2 separate regions of the Homo sapiens genome follow, and region 2 is linked to region 1. Evidence: chromatin loops called from intact Hi-C (ENCODE). Cell type or tissue: breast epithelium. All regions are shown on one strand. Each heading gives the region's core, and the rest is flanking DNA. Links, peaks and the distances in the headings are about the cores only. Region 1 overlaps SEMA3F (semaphorin 3F). Region 2 holds the start of CAMKV (CaM kinase like vesicle associated).

The links. Hi-C counts contacts between places; a loop is a spot of excess contacts. Peaks named below come from ENCODE experiments on the same cell type or tissue, not always from the same donor. Only the 100,000 strongest peaks of a DNase experiment are listed, where the experiment ranks them.
Region 2: it touches region 1 in a loop (25-fold over the local background); 1 of 110 quality-filtered maps calls a loop at or near these places.

Annotation. Positions count from the first base shown.
Region 1 is chr3:50,180,022-50,194,704 of GRCh38, forward strand. It overlaps SEMA3F (semaphorin 3F), which reads left to right. Exons shown (of 19, transcript NM_004186.5): 8 at 2,263-2,382; 9 at 2,623-2,762; 10 at 2,883-2,997; 11 at 3,165-3,234; 12 at 3,399-3,543; 13 at 4,571-4,793; 14 at 5,422-5,510; 15 at 5,645-5,686; 16 at 5,868-6,025; 17 at 6,260-6,327; 18 at 6,592-6,725; 19 at 7,684-9,054. The coding sequence ends at 8,094. It overlaps GNAT1 (G protein subunit alpha transducin 1), which reads left to right and starts at 11,589. Exons shown (of 9, transcript NM_144499.3): 1 at 11,589-11,810; 2 at 13,112-13,154; 3 at 13,244-13,385; 4 at 13,485-13,642; 5 at 13,732-13,860; 6 at 14,071-14,200; 7 at 14,480-14,633. The coding sequence starts at 11,705. RefSeq lists enhancers at 13,345-13,861, 13,862-14,378, 14,331-14,390, 14,379-14,683. In breast epithelium, for the core only: no CTCF peak of the experiment used is centred there; no DNase peak of the experiment used is centred there.
Region 2 is chr3:49,857,162-49,871,844 of GRCh38, forward strand. CAMKV (CaM kinase like vesicle associated) reads right to left here and starts at 12,745. Exons shown (of 11, transcript NM_024046.5): 1 at 12,597-12,745; 2 at 5,133-5,241; 3 at 4,884-5,015; 4 at 4,630-4,704; 5 at 4,278-4,416; 6 at 4,019-4,139; 7 at 3,782-3,857; 8 at 3,555-3,691; 9 at 3,310-3,388; 10 at 3,010-3,097; 11 at 828-2,720. The coding sequence starts at 5,227. The coding sequence ends at 2,157. It also overlaps the pseudogene RN7SL217P. RefSeq lists enhancers at 10,565-11,497, 11,498-12,429. In breast epithelium, for the core only: no CTCF peak of the experiment used is centred there; no DNase peak of the experiment used is centred there; H3K4me3 peaks cover 1,269 bases; H3K27me3 peaks cover 2,225 bases.

The DNA.
Region 1 (14,683 bases), core at 5,026-9,025:
TTCAAGAACTTTTCCTTTGCATTCACAACTTGGCTAACTAGTGCTAGCAGCCTAGTTTGGGACCTATCTCAGCTTTCAACATGCTTTCCGTACTAAGCTTAATCATTTCTAGCTTTTTTGTTTTTTTTTATTTGTTTGTTTATTTTTTGACAGAGTTACACTCTGTCCCCCAGGCTAGAGTGAAGTGGCATGATCTTGGCTCACTGCAACCTCCACCCCCCGACTCCCTGCTCCCCGGTTCAAGTGATTTTCCTGCCGCAGCCTCCCAAGTAGCTGGGATCATAGGCGCCCACCACCACCTCTGGCTAATTTTTATATTTTTAGTAGAAGTGGGTTATGCCATGTTGGCCAGGCTGGTCTCCTGACCTCAAGTGATCCCCTGCCTCAGCCTCCCAAAGTGCTAGGATTACAGGCATGAGCCACTGCACCTGGCCCATTTCTAGCTTTTGACTTAAAGTGAGAGATAATATGACTCTTCCTTTCACTTGAACACTTAGAGGCCATTGTGGGATTATTAATTGATCTAATTTTAATATTGCTGTGTCCCAGAGAATGGAGAGGCCCAAGAAGAGGGAGAGAGATGGGAGAATGGCCAGTAAGTGGAGCAGTCAGAACACACACAGCATTTATCGATTAAGTTCACTGTTTTATATGGGTGAGGTTCACGGTGCCCCGAAATAATTGCAATAGTAACATCAAAGATCACTGATCACAGATCACCATAACAGACAGTTTGAAATATTGCAAGAATCACCAAAATGTAGGCAAGGCGCGGTGGCTCATGCCTGTAATCCCAGCCCTTTGGGAGGCCGAGGCAGGTGGATCACCTGAGGTCAGGAGTTCGAGACCAGCCTGGCCAACATGGTGAAACCCCGTCTCTACTAAAAATACAAAAATTAGCCAGATGTAGTGGTGGGCACCTGTAGTCCCAGCTACTTGGGAGGCTGAGGCAAGAGAGTTGCTTGAGCCTGGGAGGTGGAGGTTGTAGTGAGCTGAGATGGTGCCACTGCACTCTAGCCTGGGTGACAGAGCAAGACTCCATCTCAAAAAAAAAAAAAAAGAAGAATTACCAAACTGTGACACAGACACAGAGACACAAAGTAAGCATATGCTGTTGAAAAAATGGTGCTAACAGACTTGCTTGACACAGGGTTGCCACAAACCTTCCTTCTGTAAAAAATGCAGTATTTGCAGTGCACAAAGCCCAGTAAACTGAGGTGTGCATATGCTTCCTAATTCTTTCACTACACTTTATTGTTAGCTATGCTCTTTTTTTGTTTTTTTGTGTTTTTTTTTTTTATTTTTGTTCCTGCTTTTTGAGACGGTTGTCTCACTGTGTCACCAGGCTGGAGTGCAGTGGTGCGATCTCGGCTCACTACAACTTCCGCCTCCCAGGTTTAAGGGATCTTCCTGCCTCAGCCTCCTGAGTAGCTGGGACTACATGCGTGCACCACCACGCTCAGCTAATTTTTTTGTATTTTTAGTAGAAACAGGGTTTCACCACATTGGCCAGGATGGTCTCGATCTCTTGACCTCATGATCTGCCAGCCTTGGCCTCCCAAAGTGCTGGGATTACAGGAGGCATAAGCCACCATGCCCGGCCTCTTTTTTTTTTTTTAAGATGGAGCCTTGCTCTGTTGCCCAGGCTGGAGTGCAGTGGCATGATCTCGCTCACTGCAACCTCCGCCTCCCTGGTTCAAGCAATTCTCCTGCCTCAGCCTCCCGTGTAGCTGGGATTACAGGCACCTGCCACCATGCCCAGAAAATTTCTGTATTTTAGTATAGGTAGGGTTTCACCATCTTGGCCAGGCTGGCTTCCAGCTCCTGCCCTCAAATGATCCACCCACCTGGGCCTCCCAAAGTGCTGGGATTATAGGCATGAGCCACTGCAGCTGGTCTATTAGCTATGCTCTTGAGGTGATTTACATTTGTTGTGTCTGTGGGGTAGAAATACTGTACAGTGGTGTTGGCAGCTCTTCCTGATTTTGCTTTCAGTGACCTCAGGTTGGTAGCTTGAAATTAGTTGTGGCAGGAGTATTCACACCACAGAAATGGGCTATTGCTACTAATCAGAGCTGATAGTTACTAATCCCAACCCTCCCAGAGCCAGTGGTGAAACACTGACCAGCACTCCACTGGAGATAGGATCATGCCCCAGGGAGCCTGAGCGGGGAGATAAGGCCCTGCCCTGGAAGTCATCTGAGCTGTGCCCTGGCCCTAGCAAACAGCAGCCCCCCAACTGACCCACTGGCCTACCCACAGATGAGGAGCTCTATGCTGGTGTGTACATCGATTTTATGGGCACTGATGCAGCCATCTTCCGCACACTTGGAAAGCAGACAGCCATGCGCACGGATCAGTACAACTCCCGGTGGCTGAACGGTAAGCGCAGCCCCAGGAGCCCTTCCGTGGCCATGTGTCTGGGATGCGGCAAGGAGGTCGTAAAGAAGCACATGTGGGGGAAGTGGGGACATGTTTAGCCTATGACTACCTGGGGCAGGGGTAGTTTCTTATCTGGAGAGGAGTTGGGGGTGTTCTTGCACCTGGCTGGGGATTCTGTTGGAGAACATCAGGGGCACCATCAGAGTAGGGGCTCACCCAGCTGACCCCTGCCACCTGCAGACCCGTCGTTCATCCATGCTGAGCTCATTCCTGACAGTGCGGAGCGCAATGATGATAAGCTTTACTTCTTCTTCCGTGAGCGGTCGGCAGAGGCGCCGCAGAGCCCCGCGGTGTACGCCCGCATCGGGCGCATTTGCCTGGTATGCATTGGCAGAGCCACCAGGCTGCCCCTTCCACCAGTTCTGGCTTCATCAGCCCTGCTCCAGCCAGGGCTTGGGGTCAAGAGCTGATCTGACCCGGCCTCTTGCCCCACCCCCCAGAACGATGACGGTGGTCACTGTTGCCTGGTCAACAAGTGGAGCACATTCCTGAAGGCGCGGCTCGTCTGCTCTGTCCCGGGCGAGGATGGCATTGAGACTCACTTTGATGAGCTCCGTGAGTGCCCAGCAGGCAGGCAGGGTGCTCTGGCTACAGCAAGAGGGATAGAGGCGGGATGGGCGATCAGGGTGCCTTTGGTGGGCCCCCTCCCCTGTGCAGGAGTGGGTGGGGCCCAGGGGCTCCCGCCCATGGCACCCTCCAACACCTTCTCCCTCTGTCCCCAGAGGACGTGTTTGTCCAGCAGACCCAGGACGTGAGGAACCCTGTCATTTACGCTGTCTTTACCTCCTCTGGGTGAGGCTGGGGTCAGGGCCAGCAGTGGCAGGGAGTGGCCCCGTTGGGGGATTGTAACTCGTGGAGAACCCCAGCCCGGTGGCGAGCTGTGGGGAGGGGGCAGTTTGGGGAGGGGCCCTAGGTGGAGGGTCTGTCCTGCTCAGCAGCGCCTGCCATGCCCACAGCTCCGTGTTCCGAGGCTCTGCCGTGTGTGTCTACTCCATGGCTGATATTCGCATGGTCTTCAACGGGCCCTTTGCCCACAAAGAGGGGCCCAACTACCAGTGGATGCCCTTCTCAGGGAAGATGCCCTACCCACGGCCGGGCACGGTAAGGACCCCACTCATCCTGCCTCTCCCCTTTCTCTTCTTCTAAGAGGCCTCTGGGTCAGGCTCTTTGCAACATGGGCCCCACCATCATGGCCCTCCCAGCCAGCGGAGGCGGTGAGCTGTAATGCACACACAGACGGGCCTTCACACACAGTGTCAAGCTGTGGAGGAGCCCAGATGGGATTCTGGGACAAAGATGGTGGGTTGGGCGTGGTCGGCTGCTCCTCAGAGGGTCCTCTGTGGGGCTGTTTGGGAGCTGAAGGTTGGGGGGAAGCGTCTTCCCTGCAGGTGCTGGAGGCAGGCTGGAGGTTGGCTCAGCTGAGGAACAGGAGGCAAAGAGCTGGGGAGGGGCAGGGCCAGGCCTCAGGCAGGGTCTCAGAGGTCACAGAGGCATGTCACTTTATCTTGATGTGACACCGGCTGATGTGGGAGCCTAAGCAGGAGAGCAGCGGATCTGGTCCAATGCAGTTCTGACTCCATGTAGTCAGGACTGGGCTGGAGAAGCTGGTCTCAGTGGGGGACAGGGGAAGCTTCCCTCCAGAGGTAACCTGGAGTCAGAAGGATGGGCCAGAGGTAAGCTGGCCATGACGGGGGGCAGGCTGAGCCCAGGTTCAGGGGACAGCTTCAGGAAGGAGGAGAGTGAGCCTGGTGTGTGACAAGGACGTCGGGGCCTGCAGTCCAGCTGTGCAGGAGGGAGACGGGTGAGACCCTAGGAACAACCAGAGAGGAAGGAGATGACAGGGGTGGGGAGGGGGACATGGAAGGGAGTGGTCCGCTTGGCCAAATGCTGCCACGAGGTCATGGCACCTGAGGCCAGGGAGGTGGCTGTGGCATTTGGCCACCTGGGACCTTGGCCAGAGCAGGACCTGTAGAGGTCAGGTGCAGGGCAGAAACTTGGAGAGCGGGTTTGGGGAGAGGAGCAGGTTGAGGTAGTGGGGACAGACAGTGCAGCGGCCTCTTCTGAAGCTAATGGCTCCAGCCTGCCCTGCCCAGGCAGCCTGGGACTGACACTCGCCACCTGTCCACAGTGCCCTGGTGGAACCTTCACGCCATCTATGAAGTCCACCAAGGATTATCCTGATGAGGTGATCAACTTCATGCGCAGCCACCCACTCATGTACCAGGCCGTGTACCCTCTGCAGCGGCGGCCCCTGGTAGTCCGCACAGGTGCTCCCTACCGCCTTACCACTATTGCCGTGGACCAGGTGGATGCAGCCGACGGGCGCTATGAGGTGCTTTTCCTGGGCACAGGTACCCACTGCTGCTCCCGGCCTCTCCCACGCTGGGCCCACCGGGTGCGGGGTGCAGATCCTTGGGGCTGGGGCTTGCCCTGCTAGGGCTTGCTGCAAGCTCATCAGAGTCACTTCTTCATCCTCATCCTTTGGTGCCTTCTCCCTATTGATGGGATAACAGAGGCTAGGGGTGAGAAAACCCCATTCCCACTTCCATCCCCAGGGGCCCAGGAGAACAGGGACACTGGGCATCTGGGGACTTATGTATGTATGGCAGGAAAGGGGTGGAGACAGATGGTAGGCACCTCCAGGATACAGAGGCCATACACATGCTCGTGTGTGCACACACATGCCACAGTGCACCCCCTACAGTTCCAGCAGCCCAAACACAGGAGAATGCATGCCCCAGTGTCCTGTTCTCAGCAGGGCCCAAAATCAGGGTCTGGGTTGGTGGGGGCAGACCATGGCCATGACCCCCTATGTCCTGGGCCAGTCCCCTTTGACCTGGGGAAACTCTTCCACCTTGGCACAAAGCTCCAGCTCCAATGCCCTAGGGGGGTTTGGGCCCTGGTGGGGGAAGGGGCTGAGGCTGGTACCCCTTCCCCAGCATCCCCAGCCCCACTGAGGCCCTGCCCGGCCCGTTCCAGACCGCGGGACAGTGCAGAAGGTCATTGTGCTGCCCAAGGATGACCAGGAGTTGGAGGAGCTCATGCTGGAGGAGGTGGAGGTCTTCAAGGTGGGTGTGACACCACCCAGTCCTGACCTCCCCACCTTTACCCTCCCCCCAGTCCCAGCCTCTGACCTGAGACCTCTAGGTCAGGGCAGGGAGGGGGTCCCTGGCATCCCAAGCTGATCTTTATCTTTTTCTAGGATCCAGCACCCGTCAAGACCATGACCATCTCTTCTAAGAGGGTAAGCCTTTGGCGAGGTGAGCCAAGGTTGGGGACAGGGCCTGCATCCCCTCAGGGTCATGCCCTTGGCACAGGGATGGGTAAACTGAGGCATGGAACAGGGGAGAGGAGCCCAGCCTAGCTGGCTGTTGGTGGGGCTGGCTATGGGACAGGAACTGACAAGGCCCTACCCTTTGCCCCAGCAACAACTCTACGTGGCGTCAGCCGTGGGTGTCACACACCTGAGCCTGCACCGCTGCCAGGCGTATGGGGCTGCCTGTGCTGACTGCTGCCTTGCCCGGGACCCTTACTGTGCCTGGGATGGCCAGGCCTGCTCCCGCTATACAGCATCCTCCAAGAGGTGTGGACCCCTAGACACCTAGAATTTTAGCAACCAGTCCCAGGGCCCTATCCTAGGGGATTGGGGGTGCATGTGATATTACCCGGGGTGCATGTGATATTACCCTAGGGGAGTCTTATGGGTAAGACATCACTGCCCTGGGGAAAAAGGGCCCTGCCCTGGAGTCAGGGAGATACAGGGACCTGGGGGGGCAAGCTTCCTGGGAGCACTCCTTCAGGGGCTATCCTCATCCAGGCGGAGCCGCCGGCAGGACGTCCGGCACGGAAACCCCATCAGGCAGTGCCGTGGGTTCAACTCCAATGGTGAGTATGCTGGGCCTCACTGTGGGGTGCTGCTCACACTGCAGAAGTCCACGCAGCCCACGAAGCTGCTCACAGGGCCCCCACTGTAAGGGTGCTCTGATGGCTAATGGAGGGTGGGGGCTAATGGAGATGGGATGTCCCTAGTTGCCCCATCAACACAGAGCACTACATTGGTGAGTGGGTGCCCCTCGGTGCCTGCCCCGAAGCAGTCAGCAGGCTGCCCGGAGGTGATGCTGCTTTTGCTCAACCCCTCTCACTCTAAAGCCAACAAGAATGCCGTGGAGTCTGTGCAGTATGGCGTGGCCGGCAGCGCAGCCTTCCTTGAGTGCCAGCCCCGCTCGCCCCAAGCCACTGTTAAGTGGCTGTTCCAGCGAGATCCTGGTGACCGGCGCCGAGAGGTGAGTTCCTGCGCCCGGTGCTGCACCGTGGATGTGAGTCCTTGCACAGTGGTGAAATGTAGTAGAGGAGTGATCTGGAGCAACTCTCATGCTGTGAAACCCCTTCCAAGCTCCCTTCCCTACATGCAAATCCTTTGAGTGAAAACAGTTACATGGAAACTCCCTGGGATTGGCCTCATTCTATGGAAAGTGTTTCTGGGTATGCCTGTTCACATGAAAATTCCATATGCATACCACATTGGGGGTGTACCTTCTACAAAAACATCATGTGAGTGAGCTCCAGTATGTGGAAATTCTATGGGGCCCTCATTTTATGAAAATGCCCTACAGGTGTCCCTGTTTATGTGGAAATTCTATGTGGTTATCCCAATTGGATATTCTCGTTAAATGGAAATTCTGGCTGGACGTGGTGGCTCACACCTGTAACCCCAACACTTTGGGAAGCCAAGACAGGCAAATTGCTTGAGGTCAGGGGTTCGAGACCAGCCTGGGCAACATGGTGAAACCCTCTCTCTACCAAAAATACAAAAATTAGCTGGGCATAGTCATGCATGTGGTCCCAGCTACTTGGGAGGCTAAGGTGGGAGGATGGCTTGAGCCTGGGAGGCAGAGGTTGCAGTAAACCGAGATCATTCAACTGCATTCTAGCCTAGGCGACAGAGCCAGACCTTGTCTCAAAAAAAAAAAAAAAAAAAAAAAAGGAATTCTGTGTGTGCTTCAAATTTTCCTCATTGTACAGAACCTCCTTATGGTCATCACTCCTGAAATGGAAATCTGTACAGATGCCTTATTCAAATATCTCTCATTATGTAGAAACTTCATGTGGTTTTTCTGGCATATGGAAATCCCACATGGGTGCCTCTACACGGAATGGCCACAAAGGTGGTCTGATCTGGTTGCTGGCTAGGGCCATAGGGTGGTCACAGAGCCTCTGAACCCCCTCTCCTTGCCCCTGCAGATTCGTGCAGAGGACCGCTTCCTGCGCACAGAGCAGGGCTTGTTGCTCCGTGCACTGCAGCTCAGCGATCGTGGCCTCTACTCCTGCACAGCCACTGAGAACAACTTTAAGCACGTCGTCACACGAGTGCAGCTGCATGTACTGGGCCGGGACGCCGTCCATGCTGCCCTCTTCCCACCACTGTCCATGAGCGCCCCGCCACCCCCAGGCGCAGGCCCCCCAACGCCTCCTTACCAGGAGTTAGCCCAGCTGCTGGCCCAGCCAGAAGTGGGCCTCATCCACCAGTACTGCCAGGGTTACTGGCGCCATGTGCCCCCCAGCCCCAGGGAGGCTCCAGGGGCACCCCGGTCTCCTGAGCCCCAGGACCAGAAAAAGCCCCGGAACCGCCGGCACCACCCTCCGGACACATGAGGCCAGCTGCCTGTGCCTGCCATGGGCCAGCCTAGCCCTTGTCCCTTTTAATATAAAAGATATATATATATATATATATATATAAAATATCTATATTCTATACACACCCTGCCCCTGCAAAGACAGTATTTATTGGTGGGTTGAATATAGCCTGCCTCAGTGGCAGCATCCTCCAAAACTTAGACCCATGCTGGTCAGAGACGGCAGAAAACAGAGCCTGCCTAACCAGGCCCAGCCAGTTGGTGGGGCCAGGCCAGGACCACACAGTCCCCAGACTCAGCTGGAAGTCTACCTGCTGGACAGCCTCCGCCAAGATCTACAGGACAAAGGGAGGGAGCAAGCCCTACTCGGATGGGGCACGGACTGTCCACCTTTTCTGATGTGTGTTGTCAGCCTGTGCTGTGGCATAGACATGGATGCGAGGACCACTTTGGAGACTGGGGTGGCCTCAAGAGCACACAGAGAAGGGAAGAAGGGGCCATCACAGGATGCCAGCCCCTGCCTGGGTTGGGGGCACTCAGCCACGACCAGCCCCTTCCTGGGTATTTATTCTCTATTTATTGGGGATAGGAGAAGAGGCATCCTGCCTGGGTGGGACAGCCTCTTCAGCCCCTTCTCCCCTCCCCGCCTGGCCAGGGCAGGGCCACCCCACTCTACCTCCTTAGCTTTCCCTGTGCCACTTTGACTCAGAGGCTGGGAGCATAGCAGAGGGGCCAGGCCCAGGCAGAGCTGACGGGAGGCCCCAGCTCTGAGGGGAGGGGGTCCGTGGTAGAGGCCTGGGGCCGGTAGAGGCTCCCCAGGGCTCCCTTATGTCCACCACTTCAGGGGATGGGTGTGGATGTAATTAGCTCTGGGGGGCAGTTGGGTAGATGGGTGGGGGCTCCTGGTGGCCTTCTGCTGCCCAGGCCACAGCCGCCTTTGGGTTCCATCTTGCTAATAAACACTGGCTCTGGGACTAGACTTTGGCTTCTCTCCTTGGTCAGGGGATTTAGAGCCACACGTGGTGGGCCTGGGGAGCCAGGTGGGGGGCTGGGAAGGGAGTAGATTGGCTCCATTTAAAGAAACCCAACATGTAGAAACCACATTTAGTTTGACAAACCTGGGCTGCTGCACCACCCCAAACACTTGGGTAGTGCGAAGGGCTGTAGAGACCCCTCAGGGCCCACTCACTCCTCAGGGTCAGGGAGGGTGGGTGGAGCCTGAAGGCTGAAAGTGGCAGAAATGCAACGGCCTCACTCCTGGACAGATCCCCATCATCCAACAGGGTGGGTGTAGAAGCTGCCAGCCTGTGGTAGGAGCCAGCATTCACTTCCCACGCATACTATTTAGAGACAGCCGTTAGTGCTCAGTGTCTGGTGCCCCGGCACCCCCTTGTGGTCTCTTGAGTCTGTGGCAGAGTTGAGTGCTGAAAGGCAGCCAGGTTCCAGGGAAGAGTCCAGCCAGGAGGCTCAGGGTGCCTGGAGGAGCCTTTGAGAGCCCAAGATTTGGGTTTTCCTATGGAAGTTGAGGGTGGGAAGTCTCTAGAACCTGGGAGCTCAACCTGAACAATTTCTGCCCGGCAGTGAGCCCTGCACCTGAACAGAGCACCAGACCCCCTAAGCTGAGGCAGGCAGGCCCTGGAGATAATCTTAGGCAGGCCTCAGAGCACCCACAGCAGACAGAGCAGGAGCAGGATAGGTGAGCCCCATTCCTCCATACCCCAGGGAACACTACACCTGCTCTGGGATGCAATTTCTCCACCTGGCAACAGGCCTGCAAAACATTCTCTGGAAGAGCCTGGCCACTTCTGCAGATTAGAGACTTTGTTGCACCCAAATTCAAGTGTACATATAGGCACAGGCGCCTGCAAGCATGCATGCACACACACAGTCATACACAGGCAGAGATGGACATGCACAGGCACACATATGCTCAGGTACAAACAGGCATGTTTACACCCCTGCGTATAAGCAAGTGCACACATGCAAACCTACACAAACTGCAAAACACACAAGCCTATGTGTGCATGAAGAGAATACACAAAGCATATTCACACATGCATACACATGTGTATACATGTGCACACATACATAAGCATGCGCACAGGCACGTGATTCCTATAAGAGCACATGCACTCACAAAGGCATAAACATGCAGGCACACATGTACACACAGGTATTCATGCACAAATGTGTCAAGTTATTGCTCGCTTGGTGCCAGCAAAAGACACACCCATGGCCGGGCGAGGTGGCTCACACCTGAATCCCAGCACTTTGGGAGGCCGAGGTGGGTGGATCACAAGGTCAGGAGATCGAGACCATCCTGACCAACATGGTGAAACCCCGTCTCTACTAAAAATACACAAAAAATTAGCTGGGTATGGTGGCACATGCCCGTAATCCCAGCTACTTGGGAGGCTGAGGTGGGAGAAGCTTAAACCAGGGAGTTGAAGGTTGCAGTGAGCCAAGATCGTGTCACAGCACTCAAGCCTGGCAACAGAGTGAAACTCTGTCTCAAAAAAAAAAAAAAAAAAAAAAAAAAAAGGCCAGGCACGGTGGCTCATGCCTGTAATCCCAGCACTTTGGGAGGCCGAGGCGGGCAGATCACGAGGTCAGGAGACTGAGACCATCCTGGCTAACACGGTGAAACCCTGTCTTTACTAAAATACAAAAAAAGTAGCCCGACGTAGTGGCGGGCACCTGTTGTCCCAGCTACTCAGGAGGCTGAGGCAGGAGAATGGCGTGAACCTGGGAGGTGGAGCTTGCAGTGAGCTGAGATTGCGCCACTGCACTCCAGCCTGAGCAACAGAGCGAGACTCCATCTCAGAAAAAAAAAAAAAAAAGACACATACACCGAGGCACACAGAGCAGATATGCATGCCCACCACAGTCCGCTGGAAGCAGAGGACCTCCTTGGGGCAGCTCCAGCCTGTGATATGGGATGAATGCAATGCCCACTGTTTCCCTCTCTCTGGATTCCCTGCAGGTCATAAAATCCCAGTCCAGAGTCACCAGCCCTTCTTAACCACTTCCTACTGTGTGACCCTTTCAGCCTTTACTTCCTCATCAGTAAAATGAGGCTGATGATATGGGCATCCATACTCCAGGGCCAGTGTGAGCTTACAACAAGATAAGGAGTGGTGCTGAGCCTGGTGCCGGGCAGGCAGCAGGCATGTTTCTCCCAATTATGCCCTCTCACTGCCAGCCCCACCTCCATTGTCCTCACCCCCAGGGCTCAAGGTTCTGCCTTCCCCTTTCTCAGCCCTGACCCTACTGAACATGTCTCCCCACTCCCAGGCAGTGCCAGGGCCTCTCCTGGAGGGTTGCGGGGACAGAAGGACAGCCGGAGTGCAGAGTCAGCGGTTGAGGGATTGGGGCTATGCCAGCCCGATTAGAAGGGTTGGGGGGGCTGAGCTGGATTCACCTGTCCTTGTCTCTGATTGGCTCTTGGACACCCCTAGCCCCCAAATCCCACTAAGCAGCCCCACCAGGGATTGCACAGGTCCGTAGAGAGCCAGTTGATTGCAGGTCCTCCTGGGGCCAGAAGGGTGCCTGGGAGGCCAGGTTCTGGGGATCCCCTCCATCCAGAAGAACCACCTGCTCACTCTGTCCCTTCGCCTGCTGCTGGGACCATGGGGGCTGGGGCCAGTGCTGAGGAGAAGCACTCCAGGGAGCTGGAAAAGAAGCTGAAAGAGGACGCTGAGAAGGATGCTCGAACCGTGAAGCTGCTGCTTCTGGGTAGGGGTGTGGGCCCAGGTGGGGCCACTGCCACCAGGTCATTGGTCTGGAGGCAGGCAGGCAGCCCTTCTGTGAAGCAAGGATTCCCTGGGAAGCAGTATGAGCCTGTGACAGAGTAGGGCACAGGGTGGGAGCCCTGGCCAAGCAAGGCCAGGCCTGACAGGTGGTGTCCTAGTCCCCCAGGGCTGGACATCCCACAAAGCCCCTCTCCAGACGGCTCTGCCTCAGGTGACCCACCCTCCCCAGAAGTGCGTGCCAACCACACTCTTGCACGGGTGTGTGATGCCGACTTTTCCGTGGCTGGGTTCCCGCAAGCTTCATGCAGCCTTTGGTTTGATACGCCTGCTAGGCAATGCTCAGAAGCCAGGAGCCTCACTGGGAGCCCGTTATTGGGCTGCTACTTTGGGAAGGGGATGGCCATAGTCCTCCTGGGAGTGGGGAGCCTCTAGGACCACCCAGATCCACAACGAATGGCCCTCAGGTGCCAGAGGGCTGTGGCTGATAGACCTACAAAGCAGCCAGAGGGGCTGGCGGGTACTGAGGCCCAGTGGGAGTAGATAAAGCCGCGTCCACTGGACCATGGGCACTGAGGAGAGATGGGGCTGATCCAGGCCTGCCTCAAGGTCACTGCCTGACCTCTCAAGGGGAAAAAGCAGCTTCAAGAGGGGCTCCACCCAAGCTCCCCAGGGTCTGGTCAACCAGCTGGAGGTGGGTGAGGGACCAAGCCAGTCCCACTTTCCCCCAAGGCAGAGAGGCTAAGCCGGAAATCTCATTAACTGTGCCCAACGCCCTCGCAGGGGCAAGCTCAGAAAGGATGTCAACTCTGCCCTCCCTCCTACCCAAAAGAGCTAATTCCCTCTGAGCCTCCTGGAGACACCTGCACCCCTTCAGGTGAAATGCAAGGGGTTTACCCGCCTCAAATAACCCAGTGCTTGCGGTACCAGAGGCTCCCACGAGGTGGCGATGACGCTCCGGGATTTCTTCATTGCAGTCTCACAGCATAATAAAGGCTGCCTGTGCCGGGGTCTTGGGGACTCCCCTGTCCCAGAACAGTTGAGGTCGTTGAGTCCCCTCGTTGGCTTCCTTTCTTCACTTTCCTGGCATTTGCAAACCTTGTGACTTCAGGATGTCAGGACTTAATTTGGATGGGGGGGTAGGTGTGGCTACGGGGTCGGGGCTGGCGCTCAGGCCTCTTCGCTGCGGGTCCACCCTGCCAACTCGGGAGGTCCCCGTCCTCCTGGCCTCCTTGCTGGAGGGGGCAGGCTGGTCAGCGCAGCTCTGAGGCGCCGCGTCTCTTTCAGGTGCCGGTGAGTCCGGGAAGAGCACCATCGTCAAGCAGATGAAGTGAGTGCCCCTGCCTGTCCCGAGGCCCCTGGGTCTGGGTCCTTCCCCACTTCCCCACGAGGCGCTGATTCTGCTCTCCTCGGCCTCAGGATTATCCACCAGGACGGGTACTCGCTGGAAGAGTGCCTCGAGTTTATCGCCATCATCTACGGCAACACGTTGCAGTCCATCCTGGCCATCGTACGCGCCATGACCACACTCAACATCCAGTACGGAGACTCTGCACGCCAGGTGTGCCAGGAGGCGGGCTGAGCGGGCCTCTGGGGACTCGAGGCTCGCGGCTGGGCCCGAGTCCCTGGCCGCCACCAGCCACTCTCACCCTGCCCCCAGGACGACGCCCGGAAGCTGATGCACATGGCAGACACTATCGAGGAGGGCACGATGCCCAAGGAGATGTCGGACATCATCCAGCGGCTGTGGAAGGACTCCGGTATCCAGGCCTGTTTTGAGCGCGCCTCGGAGTACCAGCTCAACGACTCGGCGGGCTAGTGAGCGCGCGGGCAGCGCGGGGCGCGGGGCGCGGGGCGCAGGGGGCCCTCCACGCCTCCCCACCCACCTACGGCCGGGTCTCGCGCAGCTACCTCTCCGACCTGGAGCGCCTGGTAACCCCGGGCTACGTGCCCACCGAGCAGGACGTGCTGCGCTCGCGAGTCAAGACCACTGGCATCATCGAGACGCAGTTCTCCTTCAAGGATCTCAACTTCCGGTACGACCCATACGCTAGCCCAGGAGGTCACTGCCCCAGGCCCCGTCCTGCCCCGGGGACCCCATCCCTGCGATAGACCCTGCCCCTTCCCTGATACCCCGCCAGCAGAAAGGGTGGTAGTCCCGGCCGAGAGCTCCCCGACCAGCACAGGGCGAAGGGATGTTGCCTGTGGGGCCCGGGGCGCAGGTTCAGGCCCCCGCGGCCCCGCAGGATGTTCGATGTGGGCGGGCAGCGCTCGGAGCGCAAGAAGTGGATCCACTGCTTCGAGGGCGTGACCTGCATCATCTTCATCGCGGCGCTGAGCGCCTACGACATGGTGCTAGTGGAGGACGACGAAGTGGTGCGTGCCAGGCAGGGCCTGTGTTCCAGGGGGGCGAGGAGGAGCTGCTGGTCCCTGGAGGCGGAGACCGCGCGCTGGGCTGGGGGAGGGCACGGGAGGGGATGCCTGTCCCGGGCGGCCTGAGGAGGCCCGGAGGCGTTCAGCAGGCCCATCTGGGGCAGTGCGGGGAGCCCTCTGAGAGCCAGCTGAGCGGGAAGCCCCGCGTGCCCGGGAGCCCAGAGAGCAGGTGCTGCGGGTCGGACGCTACCCCGGGTGCCCAACAGCTGCTGCCCTCCTCAGAACCGCATGCACGAGAGCCTGCACCTGTTCAACAGCATCTGCAACCACCGCTACTTCGCCACGACGTCCATCGTGCTCTTCCTTAACAAGAAGGACGTCTTCTTCGAGAAGATCAAGAAGGCGCACCTCAGCATCTGTTTCCCGGACTACGATGGTGAGAAGTCCGCAAGGCCGCCAGGCGGCGCCCCCGCCCCACGATCGCGG
Region 2 (14,683 bases), core at 9,751-13,750, 320 kb before region 1:
GCTTGAGACTGTAGTAGGGTTGGAATTTTGGAGGCCCAGATGCTTCAAAGACTAGAGACTAACAAATCCTTTTTATTATTCCCACATCAGAGAAGTTATCTTTGAGGAGGTTATCTTTGAGGTCCTCCCAGAGAGCAGCATCCCTGGTGAGTTCACCCAGGCCCACCTGGGCTGGAGTAAGTCAACTTTTGGGTTTTTAGGCTTAGTATCTGTGGCAGTGTTACTCCCTCTACCCAGAAGAAACCCTGTGCATAGTCCCATAATATAAAGCTGATCTGCTCCAGCTGAAATAGACCCAGAGTGAGATTTCATTTGGGGCATAGGTGGAAAGCACAGGTGTTCACAGAAAGAAGGAATCAACACAGAGCAGCATAGAATCTTTGTGCATTGCTCACCCTACACCCTCTCCCTAGCTCAGGGAAGCTATCTTTGGCTATGAGCAGGGTCTGTCCTTGCGGTGGCTGGCCCAGGTAGATTCCAGCTCTATGCCTAAATCAAGAGTAAGGCTCCTCGGTCAACAGGAGTCAAAAACAGCAGCCCTTACTTGAGCTCTCAGCCCAGGGAGTATTCCTTGGTCCAAATGCAGCCCAAGACCCACTACTCACATGGATTTCTAGAGTTCAGAGGACCCCCACCACCACCACCATTGAGGAATACACTGTGGTGAGGATGATCTTCACCCTCAGCCCAAGAAATCCACAGGGCACTGTTCACTACTACTCCCAGCCACTACTTGTGAACCTGCTCCCAGCCTCTCCCTTCCCCACTGCCTTCCAGGGGCTCCTCCCCAGTAGGACAGAGGAAGCAAAGGCGAGAGGGTGGCCAGAGGCTTTGCAGGGTGATGTTTATTTGCCAGGTTCAGTAGGCACACAGTTAACCCACCGACCTTCACACACCAGAGCAGACCCACAGGCATGCAGGGAGAAGGGCAGGACCACCACGGAGTGCCGAGCAAGGGCGAGGACCAATGTGGCTGCCTATCCAGGCTGTGGTAGGGTCTGACAAAGGGCACCTGTCAGGAGCCTCCCTCAGGAAACTGGGGAGTTTAACCCTACTTCCTCATCCCAGAAAAAGCAACTCAATGTGGCTCTGAGGCACCTGGGCCTCTGATAGAAGTGAGCTGTAGAAAGAGGGAGTTCCTCTTCATTTCATTGTTGAACTGAGCAGAAAATCTGCCCCTGTAAAGGGCAAACCTCCAAATCAGATTATGAGTTATTGCCATGCAGCAAGCCCCCTAGGGTGGAGAGGACTTGTGGGCTGAGATTGTAGGAGGTGGGCATCTAGGAAGAGCAAGGAGGTATCAGCCCTCCCTGTTTGGCCCAGGGTAAGGACCCAGTAAGGCTGGGACACTGGGTGCTGGGCTTGTACTCTGCCCTGCCAGGTCTCATTGCCACGTCCTAATTGTTCCTCCTTTCCCTTAGAGGCTCATGAGGTTCAGGGTACAGGGCAGCCCACTGCAGGACTCGGAAAGGCAGGAAATAACACAAATAACAGGGTCTTAGGAAGGACAAAAATGGAAGCTTCTGCCCTCCTACTCATTCTCTCCACTCCTGAGGACCTCCACAGCTAGTGAGCAGTATCCCTAGCCATGTGCCAAGTCTGGACTTAAACATACTGCCCTACCTTTCTGCATCCTCTATACCAGCCTGTATCTGCTCCTAGAGCAGCCCACACACCACAGGCACACACCTTCATGTGCAGGAGCCTAAGACCGCTGACAGGGCCTCGCTGGAGGACCAGCTCTCAGGGCAAGGCCGCCCAAGTTTAGGGCCTGGGAGAGTGTGGGACCTGCAGGGCCTGCCTAGGGGAATGGTGAGGCAAGAAGGGAAGGGGAAGGAGAGCAGGAGCCCCCTGAGTATCCCTAGAGCAGCATCCCACAAGGAACAGAAACTGGTGAAGCTAGCAAAAGACAGAAAAGCCACAAGGAATCCATGCAGGGGCTGGGGCCGGCCCTGCCACTGGCCTGCCCACCACTCACACACATACACACAGGAGACGAGACTGCTCTCCCGTGACCCCTAGTTATGCCCCACTGGGATGTGGGGGCATGGGGGAGCGAGGGCATCATGCCAGTGACTCTATGTACAGTGAGAAGCCCCTCATCCACTCTCCCACCCTCCTGCCCATCCCCTGCCCCCCCTCACCAGGCTGCCTACTCAGCTGGCCTCCTCCCTTTGAGACTCCTGGGCATAACCAGCAGCCTCTTCCCCTTTACTAGAGGGTGGAGCCTGGCCTGTGGCGCCCTCTGGGGCTGTGCTGTCCGGCTGGGCCATAGCCGGCTCAGGGGTGGCAGCTGCCTTGGTGGCCAGCATGGCACTGCTTTGGGTGGTGGGCACAGTGCTCTCTTCTGTGGCTGGTGTGGCTCTCCCATCAGTGGCTGGAGTAGCGCTCCTGTCAGTGGCTGGGGTGACACTCCCATCAGTGGCTGGAGTGATGCTTCCATCGGTGGCTGGGGTGACACTGCCATCAGTGGCTGGGGTGGCACTTCCATCTGTGGCTGGGGTGGCACTACGGTCTGCGGGGGCCACATTATCACTCTTTGCAGCACGAGCAGCATCACCCTCAGGGGCTGAGGTAGCTCCACTCGCAGCTGCAGCTGTGGCCCCACCTGCAGCCCCGGGGGTGGCAGTGTCTGTGGCTGAGGCCGACTGGGCTGCAGCCGTGCTGGACTGCTCTGGTGCCCGGAGCCGTTTCATGAGGGTGGTCACTCGGACAGCCTTCTGAAAGGAGCACAGTGGAGAAAGGCTAAGGGTGAGGCTTGCTGGATCCATTGCTTGGCAGTGACCAAACCAAACTCCTTCCATAGTACCCCCGGCCACCTCCATCCACCCCAGGGCCAAGTACTCAGCTGCTCAGCACTCCTACTTAAGGTAATCACAGTGGCTACACCCACACCTGATGGCCTGAGAAAAGCTTGTGTGTGGCTGCAGGGGTGTGATGCAGGCAAGAAACTGAGTGCCAGAAGCAATACTTGGGATAGAGCCAAGAAGGGAGTTATCCAAGCCTTACCTTCCACTTGGCCCTGGCAAAGTTCTTTTCAATCTGGGCACAGACACCATCCTTGATGTTCTTATCAGAAGCAGCATTGCCAGAAATCCTGGAAAGGGTGCAAGTGTGTCTGGATCTGAGAGAATGAGCCTTTGTGGAGACTCTGCTCAGCCCTTCTATGTGGCATCCAGGGACTACCAGGCAGAGCCTCTGGGCTGCCCTGAGCTCTAGGTACCTGCACCCCTTCCAGGCCTCAAAGATGGGGCTGCTGGGTGTGAGGGGGACCCTGGCCTCTCCCACCCTCCCCTGGACCCTGCTCACCACTCATGGGAGATGGCCTCTTCTGCAGTGATCCGCTGGTCTTGCTCCACCTCCATCAGCCTTGTGACCAGGTCTTTGGCTGTGGACAAAACCAAGAAGGGGATAGTCATGGGCACCCCATCTCAATGTCTAGAGGTGATAAATGGGCTGGGGGACAGAAGCAGAATACCACAGAGGAAGATGAGAGCAGGACACCCTCCCCACTCCCTTGCGTTCTACCAAGTGCTGGGCAGGCACCTCCTCACCTGCCTGCGAAATATCATCCCAATATGGAGAGTCAAACTCATAGTCACCAGCCAGGATCTTGCGGAAGAGATTCTTATCATGGTTCTCATAATCATCTTCTTCCACCTCCTCATAGAAAGGTGGATTGCCTGAAAGCCTGCATGGGGGAAGGGTCACACAGAAAGGCCACAGACACATGCCCCCACCCCATCTGACTGCAAGCCTGCTTGTCCATCTGTCCACTCACAGGATGTACATGATGACTCCAATGGCCCAGCAGTCCACAGGGCGTCCATACCGCTGCCGGCCTACCACCTCTGGGGCTACAAACACAGCGCCCATCTGCTGGTCAGTATCAGGCCTAGCCAGGTCCAGTACCATCCACACCAGCTTCCTGAGATGAGCACATTTTCCCCCTGCCCAGAGCAGCTCCCTGAAGGCTGCCCCCCATTATCCCCCTGCCCCTGCCCCACCCCCTGCTTGCCCAGATACTCGGGGGTCCCACAGGGCTCCTTGATGAGGCCATTTTCTAGCTTAGCCAGATGGAAGTCACTGATGACAATCTTCGAGTTCTTCAGCCGGTTGTAGTAAACCAGGTTCTCCAGCTGTGGTGTGAGAATAGCATGTGGGTGAGCAGAAGACACCATGAGGACCTTGGAGGCTAGACCAAGGCCCTGAGGTGCTGCCCACCCCAGCACCAGCCCAGCTGCCAACTGGCCCTTTGACTCTGGCTCTGCCCTCACCTTGAGATTCCTGTGCACGATCTTGAGTGAGTGCAAATAGGCCACGGCCTCCAGGACTTGCCGTACCACGTTGCTTGTGTCTCGCTCCGAGTAGTAGCCCTGGTCCAGGATCCAGTCAAACACCTCCCTCCCCGTGGCCCTGAGGGACACCAGCCCCTGAGCCTGGCGTGGGCAGAATCAGGGGTAGGGCAGGAGCACTTGGGTGAGCTGCCTACGCCAGGCAGCTGGCTGAGCAAGGCACAGGGACCTGGGACGCCAAGGGTCCAGAAAGGGGGTTTCCTTAGCTGCAGAGGGTGGGACAGGTGAAAGCCCTGGGCGCTGGGGAATCTTGGGTCCCCAGACCCACACTCACAGCTCCAGGAAGATAAAGTACTCCTTGCGGGTCACAAACACATCCACCAGCTGTAGGATGTTGGGATGCTTCACCCTGGCGACAGGGAGGGGAGCCAGTAGTTAGGGCTGGATGAACCCCTGGGAGAGGCTGTGGTCACCACAGTGGCCACAGCAGACTAATTGGCCAGAGGCTGGGACTGCCTGAGGCCACTTGCCCTCTAAGCCCTTCCCTGCTGCCTCCCACCCCGCCCCAATCCCAGGCCTCAAACTCACATCTTGAGGATGCCTATCTCGTTCTTGGCAGCTTTCCGCACCTTGCGGCCGTCCCGCTTCTGGAACTTCTTGCAGGTGTGCAGCTTGCCTGTCGTCTTGTCCTTGGCCCGGAAGATTTCACAAAACTCCTCACTGCAGCCGACAGGCACCCACTCAGGCCTGGCCTTAGCATCAGCTGCACTCCACTGCCACTTCCCTAGCCCCTGCTCACCAGCCCACCCAGCCTTGCCTGACAGGCCCGGCACTCACGTCTTGATGACCTGTCCCAAATCATATCTGTCAGTCACCTCCGATGGCTGGTTATAGTTCTTCTTGTCGCCCAGAGTCACACACCCAAACGGCATTGCCAGGCTCTAACCTGCGGGCACAATGGGGTCTGGCTTAGCTGTACTACTCTCCACTTCCCCACAACATAGGGGCTGCTTTTGGGAGACCCCAACCTGGCTCAGGCCAAGCTAGGGGCAGAGACCATACCAGGAGGGGCTAGAGGATAGGCAGGCTTAGATCCTACCCCTGCTTTTCTGGCTAGACATCCAGCTACTCAGCTTGGCTGCCTGAAGTGCAACAGCCTACATATGAAAAAATGTATTAAGCTGATATATAAGGGAATAGTTTTGTATTCTATACATTCAAAAAAAAGGCTTATCAAACAGTTTATTTAAATTTCAGCTATTTTACAGATGAAGGGGGCTATAACCACCCACCCACCTGCTAGTCATCTCTGAAGGTCTAGAGCTAACAAGTGTTAGTGGATATATGAAGAACGTGAGCACTGCTAGGAGAGGGCAAACTCCCCTTTGTAAAGCAGTTTGGTAAAACCACTAAAGTCAAACAAACATACCCTATGAACCAGCAATTGCACTCCTAAATACGTGCCTACAGAAGTGCACATATTCGTGCATCAGGACAGTCATACAATGCTCATAGTAGCCATATACATAATCGCCAAAAATTGAAAACAGACCAAATACCACCACCAACAGGATGTATTGTGGTAGAGTCACACAATGGAATATTATATAGCAATGGAAACAAAGGAGCTACAGCTATACCCAACCACCTGGTGACTCTTACACAGTGTTAAGTGCAAAAAGACACAAAAGAATACATATAGTATGAGTCTATTGATAGAGTTCAAACAGGCAGAACAAACCCGTAAGGGGGATACAAACACAGCAGTAGAGCTATAAAGAAAAGCTAGGAAATAAGCAGAGTCAGATAATGGTCCCTTCTAAGAGAAAAGGAGGGGTTATGATTGATTCAGGACACATGGGGGGATTCTGGAAGACCTATTTCTTTTCTTTTCTTTTCTTTCTTTCTTTCTTTTTTTAGAGACAAGTCTCACTATGTTGCCCAGGCTGGAGTGCAGTGGCTATTCATGGGCACAAGCCCACTACTGATCAGCACAGGAGTTTTGACCTGCTTCGTCTCTGACCTTGGTTGCTTCACCCCTCCTTTAGGCAACCTGATGAGCTCTAGCTCCCAGGAAGTCACCATACTAATGCCAAACTTAGTGTAGACACCCAACTGGCATAGCGCACTGCAGCCCAGAGCTCCTGAACTCAAACGATCCTCCCACCGCAGCTGGGATTACAGGCACCCGCACCATGCCCAGCTGTTCTGTCACCCAGGCTGGAATGCAGTGGCACCCAGGCTGGAATGCAGTGGAATGATCACAGCTCATTCCAGCCTCAACCTCCTGGGCTCAAGCGATCCTCCCACCTCAGCCTCCTGAGTAGCTAGGACTGGACCATAGGTGCACACCACCACAACTGGCTAATTTTTAAAAATTTTTTTGTAGATACAGGATTTCATTACGTTGCCCAGGCTGTTCTTGAACTCCTGGGCTCAAGTGATCCTCCCACCTCAGCTTCCCAAAGTGCTGGGATTACAGGCATGAGCCACCATACCTGGCTTGGGTAAATTTTTTAAAGTTTACATACTGATGTACCCTCACAAACTCTTTTCTGGAAGAATACTGAAGGAAATAAGAGTTCTCTCCTGGGCAAAGAATTGGATGTCAAAAAGGCAGACATATCTTTTGTTTACTAATTTTCTGTGCGAATTTTTACTATTTTACTATAATGACTTCGATGAATTTAGTAAATACTGCACTCAGGCACAGTGCTTGGGGGATTCCTCAGAGGGATAATCTGGGTGGAGAGGCAAGGTAAAGCTTTGGAGGCAGCATTAGGACTCAGTAGGAAAAGATTTGCCAGGAGGTATGCAGGTGTACTGGTCAGGAAGAGCAAAACAAGCCTGATCCTGGTCCCAGCTTTCGGCTCTGCATATGCATTCATGCCCACTGGGGCCCACAGGGGACCTGGGCTGTCAGGTCCAGGTGCAAGGCCCCCAAACAGAACAGATATAGCTGGCTCAGTGAGCGCTAGGCACTCTTTCCACCTGGGGCACGGTGTCCCACAGGTCTGCAATCCTGCCAATTACAGCCCAATCCTCATCTGTAGTGCTAGGGGGGCTGACTCCAGTGTCCAAAGGAAAAGGCACTCATAGCCCATGCTCAAAGCTGGGGGTGGGGGGTTACTGACTAGACCTTCACAGATCTGACGCCAGGGTGTGCCTCCATAATACCCGGTCAGTGTGACACTGGGGCTACAGCAAGCTCTGCACTGAGGCTGCGCTGAAATTGCTCTGCCTCTGCTGACTGTGCATGTTTTCCCTCCATGCCAATTAGCACTTGCTGTGTGCAGGGCCTGAGCTAGGGCCTGGGGGTACCTAGATGCTCCCCGACCTGAAGGCACTCACAGCCTCAAGGTAGTGGAGAAGGGAGGAGGCAAAGGAGGCAGCTTGGCAAGATGAACTCTGCCAGCCAAAGTCAAAGACCAGGACCCAAACGAGCCCCATAGCCAACCCTGGCTGCTACTTGCTTCCTCCCAGGCAGAAGCCAGCCACCAGGCTGTGATTCCCAGGAGTCACAGCCCTGGAAATTCTCCCTCAGATTTGCCTTCAGCATTAGGGAACAAACTCTATCATTCCTTCATCTGGGTTGCTTGGGCTCAGGGAATACAAATGCATTTCATCAGCATTATTCCAGACAGGGTTTAAGCCATCTTGCGAGGCACAGCAGAGACAAAGGAGAGGCTTTGAAGATCGTCACTGACTGCATGTCTGCCACCATGGGCACAACCCTGCACTCCTCCACTGGGGAGAAGCATGTGGCCAGAATCCCATCCTCACAGCTGAGAGCAGAGGCATAGCCAGTTACCATTGCCGGCTACACATTTTCACACCATAACAGCTGCAGGAGGGGGCCTGCAACAGTCATCTCAGTCTGAGGGCCGTGTACTGGGCAGGAGGATGGTACCTTAGCCTGCAGTCTCCCAAGAAGGCTGGGAGGGACCTGTGCCCTGGCTCTGTTGCTTTGCTTACACCATTCCCTCTGGCAAGAGTGCCCTTCCCCCAAAAGCCTCCCGTCAGATTCCTATTTGTCACGGCAGAGTTATTTATAACATTAAAAAAAATTCAGCAACTACCTAAATGTCCAACAACAGGTGACTCGCCAGCTCAACTGTGTCCACTCAATGGTAGGAAGTGTGGGCACTGGCAAGAGCTCTGCCCACCTTGGCTTTCCTGTGGAGCAGCTGCCACATGAGCGAGGTGCTGAGAGCAGAACTGAATCTCTTCTTTCATTGTGATTTCTGACATTATAAGGTGGTTTGTGCAACACATTGTCCAAAACAATCCTGATGCTCGAAGGCCAGACTCAAAATGGCCCTTTTCTGAGATACCTTCCACAACCTCCATGCCCCACCCCCCACCCCACTCCAACAGCTCCCAGCTTTGCCAGTGTGGCGTGGGTGGGAGGTTTTGTGCATGCCTGTCCTTGATCCTGGCCCCAGCTTTCGGCTCTGCATATGCATTCGTGCCCACTGAGGTCCAGGGCTGGTCATGGGGGTCTGTCCCATGAAAGGCACAGAAAACTGGGCCTCCACCCCGTAATGTCAGCCTGGAGCCATGTCCTGAAGCCTCAAGGCTGAGATGGGAACAGATCTGTCTCCCCTGCCCCCTACTATGGCTGCCCAAATTTCAGCCAGTCACTCCTCCTCCTCCTCCTCCTCACCAGTCTAAGTATACTGGCTTGGGGCCCTGGACTTGGCCCCAGGGCAAAGAGAGGAGAAAGAGGGGCCTGGCTTTCAATTAGCACCTTGGTTCCCTCTGCCCACACCCACTCCACCATCTGCTATCCACTGTTGCTCCCTGGGAGGTTTCGGGTGTGTGCACCAAGCCCTGGGCACCTGCTTGCAACAAAGGAGACCTGGGAGGAACAGCCAAGGGACAGCTCTCAGAAAGAGAGGAGGCCAAGTGGAAGGGGTTTGTATTTTTCACCCCCATGGCCCAGACCCAACACCCAACAATGGAGAGCTCTCCTCTCAGCAACACAGGATCTGAGCTCTTCCTCAGGTACACTTAGGCCATGGAAGGGCATGGGAGCTCCACAACAGCCATTTCCCTGGAGACATGGCTCCCTCCACTCTCTGCAGAGGAACTGAACAGTATGCACTACCGGCTGCCCAGAGGGAGCTTGTGGGGAGTGCAGGCCCTGGTGCGGCCATTGCCCTCCAGCTGGCTCTCATGGAGCCTGAGAGCCAAGCACTCCCCAGTTATGGCCTGCTCCCAGGGCCTGACCACTGGACTCAGGGAATTGAGCCTCCAGCAATCCTGAGGGGTCCTCTGTTGGTGCCCTGGTGATAAATGGTCCCCCAGGGACTCTGCTGCATCTTTAGGTAAGTCTGGCCCAGGGAAAGCCCAAACGGGACAAAGGCCAAGAGGTCCGGAGGCCCCACATTGGGGTCCTGTCCCCTCCTCCGCTGAGATCATCCTGGTTCAGGCCCTACCTTTCATAGACATAAACAGAGTTTCCTGCTACCTTGGTCCCCTGCCACGTGGGGCTCCAGAGCTTGCAGTAAATCTAGGGAGGCCAGGAGGGGCCCAAGAGGCCTCCAGCTGCCTCCCAACAACTGTAGGCAACACCTCCTAATTTAGTGGCAGCTGTGAACACCAGCCTGCAGGCACCCCCTCCTCTCTGCTGCTCTACTCTCTCAAGGGCTGGGGCTGGGTTTCCTGCTGCAATGAACATGCTGAAGCCCAAGCCCTGCTTAACTCACAGCTGAGGTGTCACCCACAGGACCAGGGGAGCTGAAGACCTCCCTCAAGGTCTGTTAAGAACAAGGGCCAAGCTTCTAGACCACCATCCAATTGCTTCAGGGGACCGGTCAAGGGGCTGCCCTGACTGAGCCTCCGGCTCGAGCTAAATCATGGTAGAAGTTCCTACAGCTGAATTTTGCCCATCTAATGAGGGAGTATTGTGGGGAGGTCTCTCCAGTTTTGGGGGTGGGCATGCAGTCCAGTGCTACATCCCGAAAGTTTAGCTGTCAACATGCAGGCAAAGCCAAAGGCCAGCTGTCTCCTCCCAAGCACTTGGGGTCCAAATCTCTGAACCCCTGAAGGAGAATCCACTGGAGGCTCTGCTTCCCTGTGGGTGGAGGAGGGGAAATGCAGAGGAAGGCACTAGAGTAAAGGGTTGCTATGGTGATGGAAGTTTTAAAACAAGGGGAGGGGGAGGGGAGATGTGTTGGTCAGGTCCCTTCTTCAAGAATTTCCTGAGACCTTAGCCTGGCTGCTTCTTCAAGGTTCTGTGACCCAGGTCCCCATCAAGAAAGGGGAGGTGGGGAGATGGAGAGAATTTAGAAAAAAGAGAATGGGGCAGAGACACAGACAAAGACAGAACCTGTGATGGAAGAGGAGCAAGGAGATGACAAAGTAAAAGGGACACAGGCACAAAGGGCAGGAAAGGGGAGGTGGACGGGAGTTCTGAAGGGGGCGGATGGGTGCCCAGCAGAGCCCTAAGGCCTCCATGGCGATGTGCTCTAAATCCCTGGGCCAGGAGCTATCCATGGTACTGGGACCTTCGAGACTGCACCCTCCTGTATCCCCCAAACATACACTGAACTTGGTGTAGGAGGCACAGCCAAAAGGAGGCCAGCTCCTTGGAGCATGTTGGTGGGGAAGAGGCCAGCTGCTGCAGCCCCCCAGTCAGGACAGTTCCCAGCCCGTCTCTCTGCCATCACGGCAGCTTAGGTAAAGCAGGTCCAACATGTTGAAGGCAGACGCATAGGGGTATGGAAATGAGGCTCGGATGCCTGGCTGCTTCCCTTTATAGTCCCTCTTCTCAGTTGGCCCAGCTGTACTTAGACCCTCCCAGCCAACCCCTCCCCCATCTGCTATCCTTTCCAGGCTTTGGGTCCCCAGAGCCCCTCTTACAGCTCTGCTTAATCCCCTCTCACCAACCCCCAACAGCAGATCCTGCCATGAGTGCCAGAAACGGCACCACAAGCAACCCAGAAACAGGATAACCACACAGCCCTTCACCTCCCCATGCCTCAGTTTCCCCTAATGGAAACCATGGAATCTGGCCTTCTCCCAGGGCAGAGGACTGCTTGCCTGCCTGTGAATGGTGGCCAGGGCATGGGGCTGGAGAGTAGGGCCATCAGAGATATGTGAACAGCCAGCCTAGGAGAGCACCTGAAGGGTCCACACCAAATATTAGAAAAGGGAGACCCTTGCCCCACCCTGGAAACCAACCTGACTCTGAGTGGAGACACCAGTTCCCCAGTTGAGGAAACTGAGGCTCAGAAGTCGCTGGAGCTGCCAGGAATCAACTCTGAGGGTGGGGGAGGGCACCAGGTCTCTAAAGGTAGTCCTGGGGGCTCAAAGCCTGGACTTGGGGGTAAGGGGAGTACAGCACAGGGACTGGACTACTGCAGACTCTGAGCTTTTAGTGTGGGACAGAGGGCCCTGATCCTTAGGAAGGAACCTGGTGGAGCAGGATCTGCCTGGGAGGTGCGGACAAAAGCAATTTGGCAGAGCTATGCGGGGAGGGGGCTGGGGCTCAAGAGCCCAGGGTCTCTGCCAAACAGTACAAGCTGGGGAAGGCAGAAGCTCATGCTGTCACTATCCCAGCCACCTCCAGCCAGGGGCCCTGCTCCCCACCGTGCTGCCACCCTGACCCCTTTCCCAAGTGCTGCTGGCTCGCCCCCGCTGGCACAGCAACACACATGCGGAAAGCACACGTGTGAGCACCAAGCCCCGCACCTCCCAGCAGGAACATGTGCGCCCCCACCCCCACCGTGCACGTGGGTCCATGCACTGGACCCCCAGCTGGCACCCAGGTGAAGGCTTGGAAGCTGAATTTTGGCTGGGGGGCTGCTGGTCCCCAGGGGCTTGGAGCTTCCTCCCCCACCCCGCGGCAGCCCCGCCCAGCCCCCTCCGGGTTGTCGCCCATAAAGAACTCTCCGTTGTCATGGAAATTAGTGACTGCTAAGCGGGAGGGAAGGGGCCCGGGGACAGTTGGGAGGGGCTGGAGGCGGCTCTGGGAACGGGGAGGGACGGCTCAGCTCTCGGCCCCTATCCTCACGGGGGACCACGAATCTTCGAGGGTTAATCTTTTCACAATTCCGAGCCGCAGAAGCTTCCCCCCAGAACCCCCAAGCCGTCCGAGGTAATGGGGAACTTTAGCCCGACCCCGCACTCCCTCCCCCAAATCTGCAAAGCCCGCGCGCTCTGACCCCGCCAGGACCTCGAGCCCTCGCTGCGCCCCCGCGCACTCTGCATCCCGCACCTCGAGCCAGGGAAACAATCCCCCAAGGCCCCACAACCTGCGTTCGGGAAGCGCCCCCAGCCCGGCCCGCCCCGCACCTGCAGCGCCGGTTGGTCACAGGGAGGAAGTGATCGCGGGCTCAGCGGGGCGCCGAGGGCTCCGGGGACGGCGGGCAGAATCCGCTCCGAGCACGCGGGGCAGACGCGGCGCCAGATGCAGCCGCTTCGGCTAGCGAACCTCCAGCATCGCCAGCCGCTTGCCGGCACCGGATTCGCACCCCGGGCCGGGGGCGGGCTGGGGGCGGGGCCTCCCAACCGGCCCCGCCCCGACCCTGGCGGAGCCTTAAGGGCAGAATCCCACTGGAGAGCAGGAGCGCGCGGGATGGCAGCGGTGCTGGTGAGCACTGGCCTGCTTAGCCCTGGCCAAGGTTCTCAATGGCTCCCTTAGGCCCTCAGCCTGGGGCCGGAGGAGGCCTCCTATGCCCAATGTAAGGGGTGGTGAGTGGAGAGTTGGGGGAAAGCCTGAGTCCTGGAGCTGCATAGGATCGCTTGCCAGTCATTAGTCTCTAGGGAACGGGGCTTTGCCCAGCTCCCCGAACCCGACCCAAAAGGCAGGACCAACTTAGAAAAACCAGATGGGCAGTCGGGCTAGGGCAGGCTCCCCTAGCTAGGAGCAGTAAACACACAGAGGTGTGTGTTTGCAGGTAGTCAGTGTGGCATCCCCTAGCATCCCCTAGCTACGCATCCCCTAGCTAGGAGCAGTAAACACACAGAGGTGTGTGTTTGCAGGTAGTCAGTGTGAAAACAGTGAGGGCCCTAGACTGTAGTAGCAAAGTCTCCTATCCCACCCCATCCCCAACTCCTGCAAGGCCAGAGTCTTTCCCAAACATAAGTACCAGCAAGGGTGGCAGCACAGTCAGCCCCTTCCTGTGTGGCACCAAATTTCCCAAACTATAAAAGTCACCTGTGACATGGTGTGGCCTCTGCTTTCTTTTCAGTCTAATCACTGTCAAACACTTCATGAGTTGTATCACTCTAGTGGCCTGGCCTGGGATATGGGGACACAGGAGAACTGTGGCACCAAGGTATCCCACCTGGCCTGGGTGCTAATCAGAGGGAGGAGGCTCAGAACCACCAGGAGGAAGCTTTAAAGGAAGTCCTTGGCCATTTCTCTGTCCCTTGTCAGTGAGGCTCACGGACCCAAAGCCTGACCCACACCCCTCACAAGCCCTGAGGACCATCCTAAGGCCAGTATCTGAAGACCAGACTCAGGCCTCTCAGTGTCTGGAGCTGGGTTTTATCCCACCTCACTCCTCCCAGTGAGCCTCCTGACCCTGCTGTGGGAGAGGGAGTTGGGGTCATCCCCAAACCCTCAGCCATCTTGAGGCTGCCCTGGCCACCCATGGCTGATGACAGGAGGGACTGTCCAAGTCCAGAAGCTGGGGCTGGGGCTCAGACTGAAGGCTAGCTTAGGAAATGACCGCCTCAAACAAGGTTCCTCAAAATTTTCCTCCAGAGGGGGTACTGAGCCCTTCACCTTCCTCCCTGGCTTGGTGTTACCTCCTCTAGGCCAGGCTGGTGCCACTTCTGGGGTCCCTGGGCTCTGAGTGGTCTCGGGTTATGGGACCCACCCCACCACTGGGTAGGAATCTCCTGGCAGGCTGGGTATCTGCAAGGCAGAACCCGTTTCTCATCTCAGTATGCTCGGCTGATGTCTGCAGAATGAATGAATGGCCTGGCACTGAGTCCTTCCTGCCATCTGCCCACTATTCTTGAAACAATGGGTCTCTGAGTTTTATGGTGTAGCCAAGCTGTAGCTTGCTGACCCCACACATGCCACATACATGTTTTCTGTCTTTCCTGAGGGTCATGGCTATCCAGGCATGGGGGTCAATGAGAAGCTGGAATGGGGATTTTTAGGCAGGGGAAGGGGTGGCTCCTTAGCGCCCTGCCTGCTGCTGGCAGTACTCCACCTCTTCTTGGTCCTAAGCACGCTCTGTGCATGTGGGTGAGAGCACGTGGCAGGGTGTGTGTGCACACGTGTACGTGTTGTGTATGCTCTCTTTTGCCGAGGGAGATGCAACAGCACAGTGTATGCAGTGGTGCCCAGGGGCACGTGTGTCTGCATTCTTTGTGCACCCAGGCATGCTTGCTGGCACGTGTGTGTGGACGCTGTAGCTGGTCCC